Regions from separate parts of the Mus musculus genome. Here regions 2 and 3 are each linked to region 1. The links are chromatin contacts, found by POLR2A ChIA-PET in ENCODE. All regions are on one chromosome and are shown on one strand. Each heading gives the region's core, a stretch centred on a gene start or an enhancer-like site at or near the end of the contact. The rest is flanking DNA. Distances are from core to core; before and after follow the strand shown. Region 1 holds the start of Rpl10 (ribosomal protein L10). Region 2 holds the start of Ikbkg (inhibitor of kappaB kinase gamma). Region 3 holds the start of Irak1 (interleukin-1 receptor-associated kinase 1).

Region 1 (3,371 bases), core at 357-2,856:
GCAGAGGCAGGCAGATCTCAGATATGCCTGGTGTACATTAAGTTCCCGGACAGCCAGGGATACAGAGAAACCCTGTCTCAAAACCAAATAAAACACCAGCTTACCTGTCAGCCCCAGCACAGGACAACATCTTGTTGATACGGATGACATGGAAAGGGTGGAGCCTCACTCGGATATGAAAGCCATCCTTGCCACAACTCTTTACCATGTATTTGTTGGCACAAATACGGGCAGCCTCCAGTGCTGAATGGGGAAATAACAGCAGTGAAACAGGGTGTCAGGACATTGAATAAATTATAATATATAATCCACAAGTACACAAGAAATGCCAATTAACACACCGGGCATGGTGGTCCATGCCTTTAATCCCAGCACTTGGGAGGTGGATTTCTGAGTTTGAGGCCAGCCTGGTCTACAAAGTGAGTTCCAGGACAGCCAAGGCTACAGAGAAACCGTCTCGAAAAACCAAAAAAAAAAAAAAAAAGAGCCAATTAACAAATGGGAGCTGTCTCACCTTCAGAAGAGAGTTGCTCATATTCATCTGACACCATATGGCCACAAAGTGGGAATTCATCAACTTTTGCTTTCTTCCGTCCCAAATCAAAGATTCGGATCTTAGCATCTGAAAAACACGTGGTTTAAAGTTCTCGAGAAGTGGGGAATAGACAAACACCGATCCAGTTCGAAGTTTGTCACTACTTACCAGGGACACCACGGCAGAAACGAGACTTTGGGTATGGCTTGTTCTTACAATACCGGTAACTATAGAAGGAAGGAAACTCAGGTGTGATTAATGGTGACAACAGGACTAAACCAGCTCTGAATCCAGTTTCCATTCAGGGTAACTGATTCTAAGGCAACTTGTTGTTAAACAATTACACAAATTATAAAACAGAAAAAGAATCATGCACTAGCATCACCCTCTAACCAGAGTTGGGTGAGATATCACAATTTTCCTAGCATGTGACAGAAGACCCGCCTTAGCCACGTTAAGAGAATATGGCGTCCTCTTCAGGACACGCGTTTAGGCGGCGCCTACGGACTGGTCAGCCCTTGGTGTCCTGTTAAAAACCACAAAGCTCAAGGCCGGAAATAAAAGACGGACGCAAAAGTGACCAAGAAGGCCTGGTAGGCGTTGTAAAAAGGCTCATTTGCGACGCAGAGGATTGGATGCACACGGACATGCTAGTTCTACCCAAGCGCTTTAGTATTGGGTAACGCCACCCACAGCCTCAAAATAAAGGTCCCAGTAAAGTATTAAAGAAAACCCGAAGTCAGTCTTTACTTCAGGGTCTCTAAGTGGCAGAGAGTCCACCCATAAAAAAAAAGTCTTTCGAAAGAAATGCATTTTTCCCTCAGTTTTCACAGTAGGAAGATTGCATGGGTTCAGCACTCACCACCGGGCGGGGCGGCGGCCCATGATGACAATAGGATCGTCGGTGGCTGTAATGAAACAGTCAAAGAATACAGACACAGAATAAGTGTAAAAAAAATCCCAAAGAAAAATTACGAGACCATCGTAAAAAACCGTGACCGAACTCACTCACCGCGCCAGAGGAAAAGAGACGCTCCCACGCCTGCTCACGCCTTATATAGGCGGCCTATCTTCCACTGTAACAACCATAGAGTTACAGCCAGGGGGTGGTGTCGACGCTCTATCAGACGCTAAGATCATAGATGCAGCGCTGCTCTGCGCATGTGTACCAGGCGGGACCGAACGAAGCACAGAGCTTATTGGTGACTGGATACCGGAATAGGGAACTGCATGCTGGCGAATGGGATTTCGACACATAGGCAAGAGAAACCAGCTTCCGCCTGGCCATATTGGGCGGAGAGCCATTGACAGGTTTTGCTATTACGTATGATTGCCAATATTCTAAGACTTGAAAAGGGGAGTCTTTCTCAGTGGAACTGGACCGTCACGGAGGTGTTCCTTTGCTTACAGGGCTCTAGAGTGCTGGTTCAGGCCTTCCTCAAGGCTACAGGAAATGGCGCGAACGTTCCATGGTAGGGACTCCGAAGTTCCTTTGTCACCCGGGAGGTTGGAGACCCACCCACAAAGCTGACGTCTAAGAGCCAACAAAGAGCACCATGATAGGTGCTTGATTGCTTTCAGGAGACCAATTAAAATCTCCCTTAGAGGAAAAAAATCTCCGTTAGGCGCTCACTGTCCTCCTCGCTAGTTGGGCCCGCCCCACTCTAATTCTCAGGAAAAGACGTGTTCTTAGGGAGACTGGAGACTGGGCAAAGACGATGGCGATATCATTACTTCCTACTAGCCCCAGGAGGGTCGCGGTGCTGTGGGCCACGCCCTAGTAGGAGAGTCGGAGTTCCTTTGCCCCAGATTCCGAGAGAAAAACTAGGTGTAGCACACCTCTTCTTTTCACTATGAAGAATTCAAAATGTACATCTGGGTGTGTCTAGAAGGATTGGCAGCTAACCACTAACTACTCTCCCATATAAGGTTACAATCTAGGGAGGCACCAGAACGGGAACACTGTTCTGATCTAGGAGCACGTGTCTGAGCATCATCAGTCACTCAGACTCTATGAATTTGTGCCTCTTGTGTCACTTAGGGAGACATGATAGGAACAAAAGTATAGGGACCAAGGGCCTTCCCTCCCAACATCCCATGGTGCCGCTCCCTGGTTACATGTGCCCAGCTTGTTCCAGCACATTTAAGATTCCCAGCCACAAACCAGAGCTACTAGATTGCTTCTGCCAAATAGCTTCCCTGTGACACTTATCCAGTTCCTGGAGGCTTCACAAATTGATATCTATCCTCTGAAAACAGTTCTGTCCTGCCAGTCCTCTCCACCTGATTGGTATTTGTGCAGTTGTGGAGGTGGCTGTTTCTTTAGCTGGAGAGAGATAAATGAGAATAGTCTATATATTTTGACCACCTTTTCTTATCTTTCTTTTTGGTTTTTCAAGACAGGGTTTCTCCATTTTGCAAATGTACCACATTTTTCTTCATTTTGTTTGTTTGTTTGTTGAGAAAGGGTTTCTCTGTGTAGTCTTGACTGTCCTGGAACTCTGTAGACCAGGCTGGCCTGGAACTCAGAAATCCGACTGCCTCTGCCTCCCAAGTGCTGGGATTAAAGGTGTGTGCCACCACGCCCGGCTTTGACCACCTTTTCAATTAAACATTTATTTCTTCAGACAGGATCTGAGTGTGTCAGCCCCGGTGACCTGAAACTCACTTATGTAGATCAGGATGGCCTTCAGCAAACAGAGATCCACATACCTATGTGTGCAGATCTAAGACCTGTGCCACCACAGCCAGCCATGCATTTATATTCGTATGAGTGTTTTGCATGCAAGCATGCAAGTGTACAGCATACATTTCTGAAGCTGGCAGAAGCCAGAAG
Region 2 (3,242 bases), core at 438-2,937, 160 kb before region 1:
ACTCAGTGCTCTTCCAGAGAGCCCAAGTTCAGTTCCCAGCACCCATGTTGGGCAACTCACAACCTTTTGTAACTCCAGCTCCAGGGGATTAGAAACTCAAAGGGAAGGGATCTAGAAGAGACTGTTTAAAAAAATATTGAAGTATGGGCAAGGGAGACAGCTCAGTGGATAAAGGCCCTTGCTATGCAAGCCTGGAGACATGAGAACATATAAAGGTGGAAAGAAGATAGCTGACTCAATGTTGTCCTCTGAGCTCTACACATTCTAGCCATGGCACCTGTGCTCCCTGTACAAATCATACATCATGCATGCATGTGGGGGGCACACACACAAATAGTAATTTTTGTAGCATGCCAATTATGTCTCAAGAAAGCTGTTATTGAAAATCGCAATGGGTGGAGCAAGAGAGATAATGGTTCAGGGATTAAGAGCACTTGTTGTTGCAGATGTGGCTCACAAACATCTGTAACTCCAATCCAAGGGGATCTGAAACCTTCTTCTGACTCCCTTGGGCACTAGGAAAGCATAGCAAAGCACCTATACACATAAAATAACATCTTCTGTAGAAAAGAAAATAATCATGGTAAAGGATTGTAATGGGGTGTGGATTAAAGTTAACTATGAGCTGATAGTCACAGCTAAGAAATGTGTACATGGAATTTACTATATTATTATTTCTACTTTTGTACATTTTAAATTTTTTCAGTAATTCAAGGCTGACAGCGCTATCATCTTTCACCTGCATTACTGCAATAATCTCTTTACGGGTCACCATGCTTTGCCTTTTCAATGGCCCTTTGCAGTTAATTGGCCCCACTGGGGCCAATTACCTCAAAAATAACTCAAACTACTTCTCTTCTCTACCATGAACTCTTTCAGAGTTTCCATTTCTCCTAGTGTTAAAAAGCAAAGTCCATACAACAGCCTACAAGATCCTATACCACCTATACTCCCTTCCTTCCTCTCCACCAACTATTCTCCCTTGCCCTCTCTGGTCCTTCCTTTTTCCTAGGAAATGCCAAGACAACACATTCCTTCTCAGGTCAGATAAATGTTATGAGGACAGGCAAACAGATTACTATGAATCATTTGCAAAGTAAACTGAGGTGCAGAAGGTAAGACCTTTAGTTGTGAAGGTACACGTGAAAACTTTTTAAAGACTTCAAATGCACTCAAGTTTGATAAACAGCCTAGCCTGATGGCGAACACCTGTTGCTCTAGCACTCGAAAGGCTGAGGCAGAACTTTGAGTTCGAGGTCTACCTGGCCTACAGTGCAAAACGTGTTTCAGAAACAGTTTGATCAACAGAAAATGTCTGCTACCTAAAGAGTTCTAGCACTAGGGGCCAAGCCCTTAGGCGACAGCTGCAGTGAAGGGAAGGGCAGATTCAATCCGACTAGCCTAAATAATCTGGGTAGCGAATAATTAGAAGCTTGCGGCAGAACAAACTGGGCCTAAGGTGGGGGGAAGGGTGTGGACCTCTGGAGTCTCGGAAGCTACGAAACAGCCACCGATGGAGCCCTGTCTTTGGAGAAGAGGACCACACCTGTCAGCAGAGTCGGCCAGAAGTGAAGAGGGCAGGAGCAGAGGGATCCGACCGCTCCGACAGAACCGGAGCTCCTAGAAAGTCCTAGTCAGGCGGTCACCCTTCCCTTCTCTGCAGTGGAAAACTCCACTTCCGGCTTCCGGTGTCGTAAGTGCGGGATCCGGAAGTAAAACACAGACTCAAAGGCTTGGAGATTAACCAGTGAATCAAAACCCCAAAGTGCCATACTCTGTTCCAAAGAAAAGTCTTAGATCGCCAGCCTGCGTCGGCCAGCAGAACACCAGAGCTCTCCTCACTGATAAACATCACACACTTATACACACACTTTTTTTTTGAGACAGGGTCCCATAAGACCAGGGTCTCGAACTCAGAGATCTACCTGCCTCTTTTTTCCCGTCTGCTAGGATTAAAGTAGTGCGTCACCACGCCCACACTCGCCCCTACCCCATTTTCAAGGCACCGCATCCGCACTAAAACACCCAAGTTTCAGTCTGGTCCTGCTACTGGGCTCTCTGCCGCTGGGCCCCCACCAAGGAAAAAGCCTAGAGGAAGCTGCGAAAGTCCAGCTCCGAAGCCAAACTAGCAGCTAGGGAAGGCGTGGCTATGCTGCTAACGGAAGTGGGGTCATCCGGGAAGGTGCAGGGCCTCGAAGGTCCAGCGGAAAGCTAGGCCATACATAATGGCTGGGTGACACAGGAGACGGGGACCCAGGAGAACTGTGTGGAGCTGCACTTATGACAAGACTTTGCGATCTCGAAATTGTAGGGGCAGCGGCATCGGGGAAGGCCAAAGGGCGGGGCTGGCCAGGGATGCGCGCGCATCTCCTCCTGCAATGATAGACTAGCCCGAAGCTCCTCCCCTCCTGCCTCTCCTGAGGCGGGTCAGCTCAGTCAAAGCACACGCCCTCTTGCGTTAAATGGGCCAGCGAAGCTTAGCCCCCGGAAACTGGCTGTGCGCTACAGATCTGTGAACGTGTTTGGCAGCGGCAACTAAACTCAGGTAAAGGGGTGGTCTGATGGCATGTCGGTGGAGGGACATGCTTCACGCTTGTACGCCGCGAGTCCCTTTGATGCGCGCTAATCTACAAGTTTTTAACCCATCCCTTTGTATCCCGCACTTTCCCCGCATTGGGCCCATGAGGACTAGACCTTTAGAAGAGAAGGGACTTTCGGGGATCACCCAACTGGGCCAGAAGAGAGCCGGAGCTGAACTCCATCATCTGCACAATCAAACGTGCTCAGTTCATTGTGGAGTTTCTGGCAGACACCCGAGTACGATACGATGGTCCCATATACAGAGTGTGATGCCGTAACCAGATTTTATCTAGCTGCCCACAGTGGATGTCCTAGGTGAATTATATTAAAGCTTTAGTACTTTCGTAATGTACAGCCCCTAGCGAAGGCAACTTTGGAGGTTATGGCTGGAGCTCAGAGGCAGCAGTTTCTGAATCTCCGAATGCATGTATGCTCGCGCGCGCGCGCGCGCGCGCGCGTACACACACACACACACACAGAGCATTCCCGGCCAGTGGTTTTAGTAATCGTCACCAGCCTGGTGAGAACCCAAAAGACCCTTGGATAAGGTTAAGTTGTCAATGCTCTTTCGTTCTCCTACCATATCAATGAGTCTTTTCTTCCACCAGAAAACATCATGGCAGAGCAGGTGGCCCTGAGCCGGACCCAGGTGTGTGGGATCC
Region 3 (3,511 bases), core at 607-3,106, 250 kb after region 1:
TGAGCCACCATGCCAAGCTTTGTTTTATAATAAGGTCTCACTGTGTAGCTCTGGCTGACCTGGAACTATGCATTGTAAACCAAGCTGCCCTTGAAATTTTAGTTATCTTCCTACCTCTGATTCTAGAGTTCTGGGATTACAGGTATGCACCACCACATCTAGTTTGACCTCATCTTGAGAGTGGCCACAATTACTGTGGCTTCAAAGAAGAGGCCCCAGTGGGAGCCAGCCATGGATCTTGTGTAGACCTTTCTGAAGACATACTATAAGTTCCTTAGAGGTCAGGCTAGTGAGAGAGAACCCTTTGTAGTTAGGATTGATATGACAAAAAGTGTTTGTTGGGGAAACTGGTCAGGAGAAGAAAGCTGCCGCTTTACAAGCATGCTTTCAGCTGGCCAAACAAGGAATACCAAGTTGCTGCCTGTGGATCATCCCTGGGCAGTGAGAAGTGAGAAAAGTTTAGAGGTACAGAACTCCAGCAAGCTCAAGGTGTGTTCAAGAGAGGAGCTGGGTTTAGGAAGTTTTCCCCACAGCTGTTTATGTTCAATCTTATCAGGAATGGCTACAGCAGGGGTGTATATGCAAACTCAATTTCAGAACAGAATAAGTTCTTTTCAGGACACCTACTAAACAGGGTTTGGGTTTTTTGTTTGTTTTGTTTTTTGTTTGTTTGTTTTTTTCAGGTTTGGTCTTGATCTGAGGTAGGGTTGCACTTTGTATCCCTGGCTGACCTGGAACTTAAACCATGCTAACCTCAAATTCACAGAGATTCACTTGCCTTTGTTTTCTGGGTGCAGGAATTAAAGGGGTGTACCACCAAGCCCAACATCTAAAGAGTTCTATCTGGCTTAAGGCTGTTGGTGTATATAAGTTCAGGTGGGTGGACAGAGGCTGGCTATGCCATCTTCCTAACAGCTCTTTTAAAGAGCTGGGCTTTAGTGATTTGTACTTGAGGAAGACCACCTGAGCAGGGAGCACTATCCAAGCCATACAGTCTGTGCAGGTGAGTGGCAATGGCTAATGCTAAGAGTAGTGCACTCATATGAAGAGGACTTCAGAGAGCATAATGAGAAAGTAGTGTGCGCTGAGATGTGTGTCATAGTGACCAAAAAGGCCAAAGAAAACCCTGAATGGAGAACAGTAGAGGAATAGGCAAGAGACACTCATTCATGTGGCTAAAGGTCACAACAGGTGGTATCACCAACAACTACTCTAGAAAGGGGTAGGAGAAGCTGCTAGACCCTACTATCCTTATGGAGAGAAGTGCAAACTAAGATAAAAGTGTGACAGAAAAAGGAAAGGGACATTTAGAGCCGAACACCATGTGTATGTTAAGAGACATAAATGTGTTAGTTGGAAAGCTAATTAGAATCCTGCACAGGCAGATTCTGTGATCTAACACTTGCTGGCCCAGCTGCTGGAAGGTTCCTGGGGGCGTGGTGGGGGCATGGAGATCTAGCACACAAGCAGTAGCATGGTATACACTCTTCCAGACCATTCTCAGGGCATCCATCCTTATCACCAAATGACTACAGTCTGCCAGAGGGCCATTTTGTTACCCATATTTAACCCTGACTGACCAACAATTTGGCTGGCTCTCAAACTGCTCCCCAACTAAAGCGAGGGTAGCCTCTCCGTGACTTTCACCAGGCTTGGCATAAACTGCCTTTGTAGAACATCGTGTAAAAACATCGTGCCCTTTGTCTCTAGAACTGGAAGTCATTCTTCATCCTGTTCAGCCCTATTCAGATGTTTGTGTAGGACCACAGACCTCGGTTCTCCCATTAGGGACTCCCTCCTACGTAGCAGAGCTCCTTCCCCGCGTCAAGGGCGGCGCGGGACGCCCCCGTGTGGCGGAAGGCCGCGGAGGGCAAGATGGCGGCGGGTCGAGCGCCGCCTCTTCCGCCCGGCCGGGTGTCGCACGAGGCCGGCCTGAAGGGGAAGTGAGTCAGTGTCCGCGGACCCGGCCCGCTAAGGCCCGCGCCCGCCGAGGCCCCGAGAGGCCTCGGCCCGGGGGCGGCGGCGGCGGCCATGGCCGGGGGGCCGGGCCCCGGGGAGCCTGTGGTTCCAGGCGCCCAGCACTTCTTGTACGAGGTGCCACCCTGGGTTATGTGCCGCTTCTACAAAGTGATGGACGCCCTGGAGCCCGCCGACTGGTGCCAGTTCGGTGGGTGACGGCAGGCCGGCGTGGGGTGGTGGACTCAGGCTTCTGGAGCTGAAGCCTGATGTTCCCCATCCCGCAGCGGCCTTGATCGTGCGCGACCAGACAGAGCTGCGGCTGTGCGAGCGCTCCGAGCAGCGCACAGCCAGTGTTCTGTGGCCCTGGATCAACCGCAACGCGCGCGTAGCTGACCTCGTTCACATCCTCACGCACCTGCAGCTGCTGCGTGCGAGGGACATCATCACAGCCTGTGAGCGAGCATAGCCCCAGGGACCCTAGGGATGGGAACCCAAGAGGGGTGACGGGTACAGAGTTTCCTGAGACAGGGAACCATATGGGAACTCCCCCCCCCCCACCCCTTCACTTAGAGATAGAGAGCTCTGAGTCACAACCCTCCTTTCCTTCCTTGTTATCCCAGGGCACCCTCCTGCCCCCGTTGTGCCCCCAAGCACCGCTGCCCCAAGGCCCAGCAGCATCTCTGCAGGCTCTGAGGCCGGGGACTGGAGCCCCCGGAAATTGCAGTCCTCTGCCTCCACCTTCCTCTCCCCAGGTAAAAAGAACCCGGGTGTTGGGCTTGATATGCCTGAGGAAAAGGCCACCATGACTGCTGACATGGCTGTAGACTGCTGCTGGTCTCTGCCTCTCACTGCCATCTTTATGAAGCTTTTCCAGGCTCCCAGACCCATTCTGAGTCAGAGCTCCTCCAGGTTCCACTCCCTGTTTCCCTCGGGCCACCACTACCATCTTCAGCCCCTTCCTCCACCAAGGTAGGTGTCTCTTAACCCCCAGGGAATTTTCCAGACAAAGAGGAAGAAACTTAACCTTTGGTGTACCACAGAGCCCAAATCAGCACAGCCAGGTCATCTGAGAGACAACTAGTGTTGAAGGGAGCTTTCAACCTGGACCAAAGGGAATAGATAGGGTCCTCGCCTGGTCCATGGTCTCTTCCAGCAGTCAAGCCCAGAGAGCCCAGTGTCTGGCCTCCAAAGAGCCCATCCCTCCCCGTTTTGCTGGCCCTTCTGTGAGATTTCCCAAGGCACCTGCAACTTCTCTGAAGAACTCAGGATTGGAGAGGGTGGTTTTGGATGTGTGTACCGAGCAGTCATGAGAAATACTACATATGCTGTGAAGAGACTGAAGGAGGTAGGTGTAACATTGGGGTAGACACCTGGAAGACAATCTATCAGTCCTTATTTGTCTAGTTCCTCCCTCCATCAGCCCCTCACTTCTGCAGTCTCCAGCCTCCCCAAGCAATTCCTTCAAGGACCCCAAGCCTTCCATAGATTTGGGCCTGGAAACAACTGGCAAGCTTGGCTCATGTCACCTACTTTCCCTACCTCTTACCCCACC

What was found. ChIA-PET counts read pairs that join two places held with the same protein, here RNA polymerase II (POLR2A).
Region 2: POLR2A ChIA-PET joins it to region 1 with 52 read pairs in embryonic stem cell. The contact joins the promoter of Ikbkg here to the promoter of Rpl10 in region 1. POLR2A ChIA-PET finds 5 or more read pairs at or near these places in 4 of 5 experiments (Patski and embryonic stem cell).
Region 3: POLR2A ChIA-PET joins it to region 1 with 14 read pairs in embryonic stem cell. The contact joins the promoter of Irak1 here to the promoter of Rpl10 in region 1. POLR2A ChIA-PET finds 5 or more read pairs at or near these places in 4 of 5 experiments (Patski and embryonic stem cell).

Annotation. Positions count from the first base shown.
Region 1 is chrX:74,269,051-74,272,421 of GRCm38, reverse strand. It overlaps Rpl10 (ribosomal protein L10), which reads right to left and starts at 1,606. Exons shown (of 7, transcript NM_052835.3): 1 at 1,548-1,606; 2 at 1,398-1,443; 3 at 704-762; 4 at 515-622; 5 at 105-243. The coding sequence starts at 1,420.
Region 2 is chrX:74,428,126-74,431,367 of GRCm38, reverse strand. It overlaps Ikbkg (inhibitor of kappaB kinase gamma), which reads right to left and starts at 1,687. Exons shown (of 10, transcript NM_010547.2): 1 at 1,547-1,687. It overlaps G6pdx (glucose-6-phosphate dehydrogenase X-linked), which reads left to right and starts at 2,488. Exons shown (of 13, transcript NM_008062.3): 1 at 2,488-2,545; 2 at 3,189-3,242. The coding sequence starts at 3,197.
Region 3 is chrX:74,022,266-74,025,776 of GRCm38, reverse strand. Irak1 (interleukin-1 receptor-associated kinase 1) reads left to right here and starts at 1,856. Exons shown (of 15, transcript NM_001177973.1): 1 at 1,856-2,167; 2 at 2,244-2,411; 3 at 2,580-2,711; 4 at 2,825-2,928; 5 at 3,113-3,304. The coding sequence starts at 2,032. Mir5132 (microRNA 5132) reads left to right here and starts at 2,179; the gene lies at 2,179-2,249. It overlaps Mir718 (microRNA 718), which reads left to right and starts at 1,841; the gene lies at 1,841-1,928.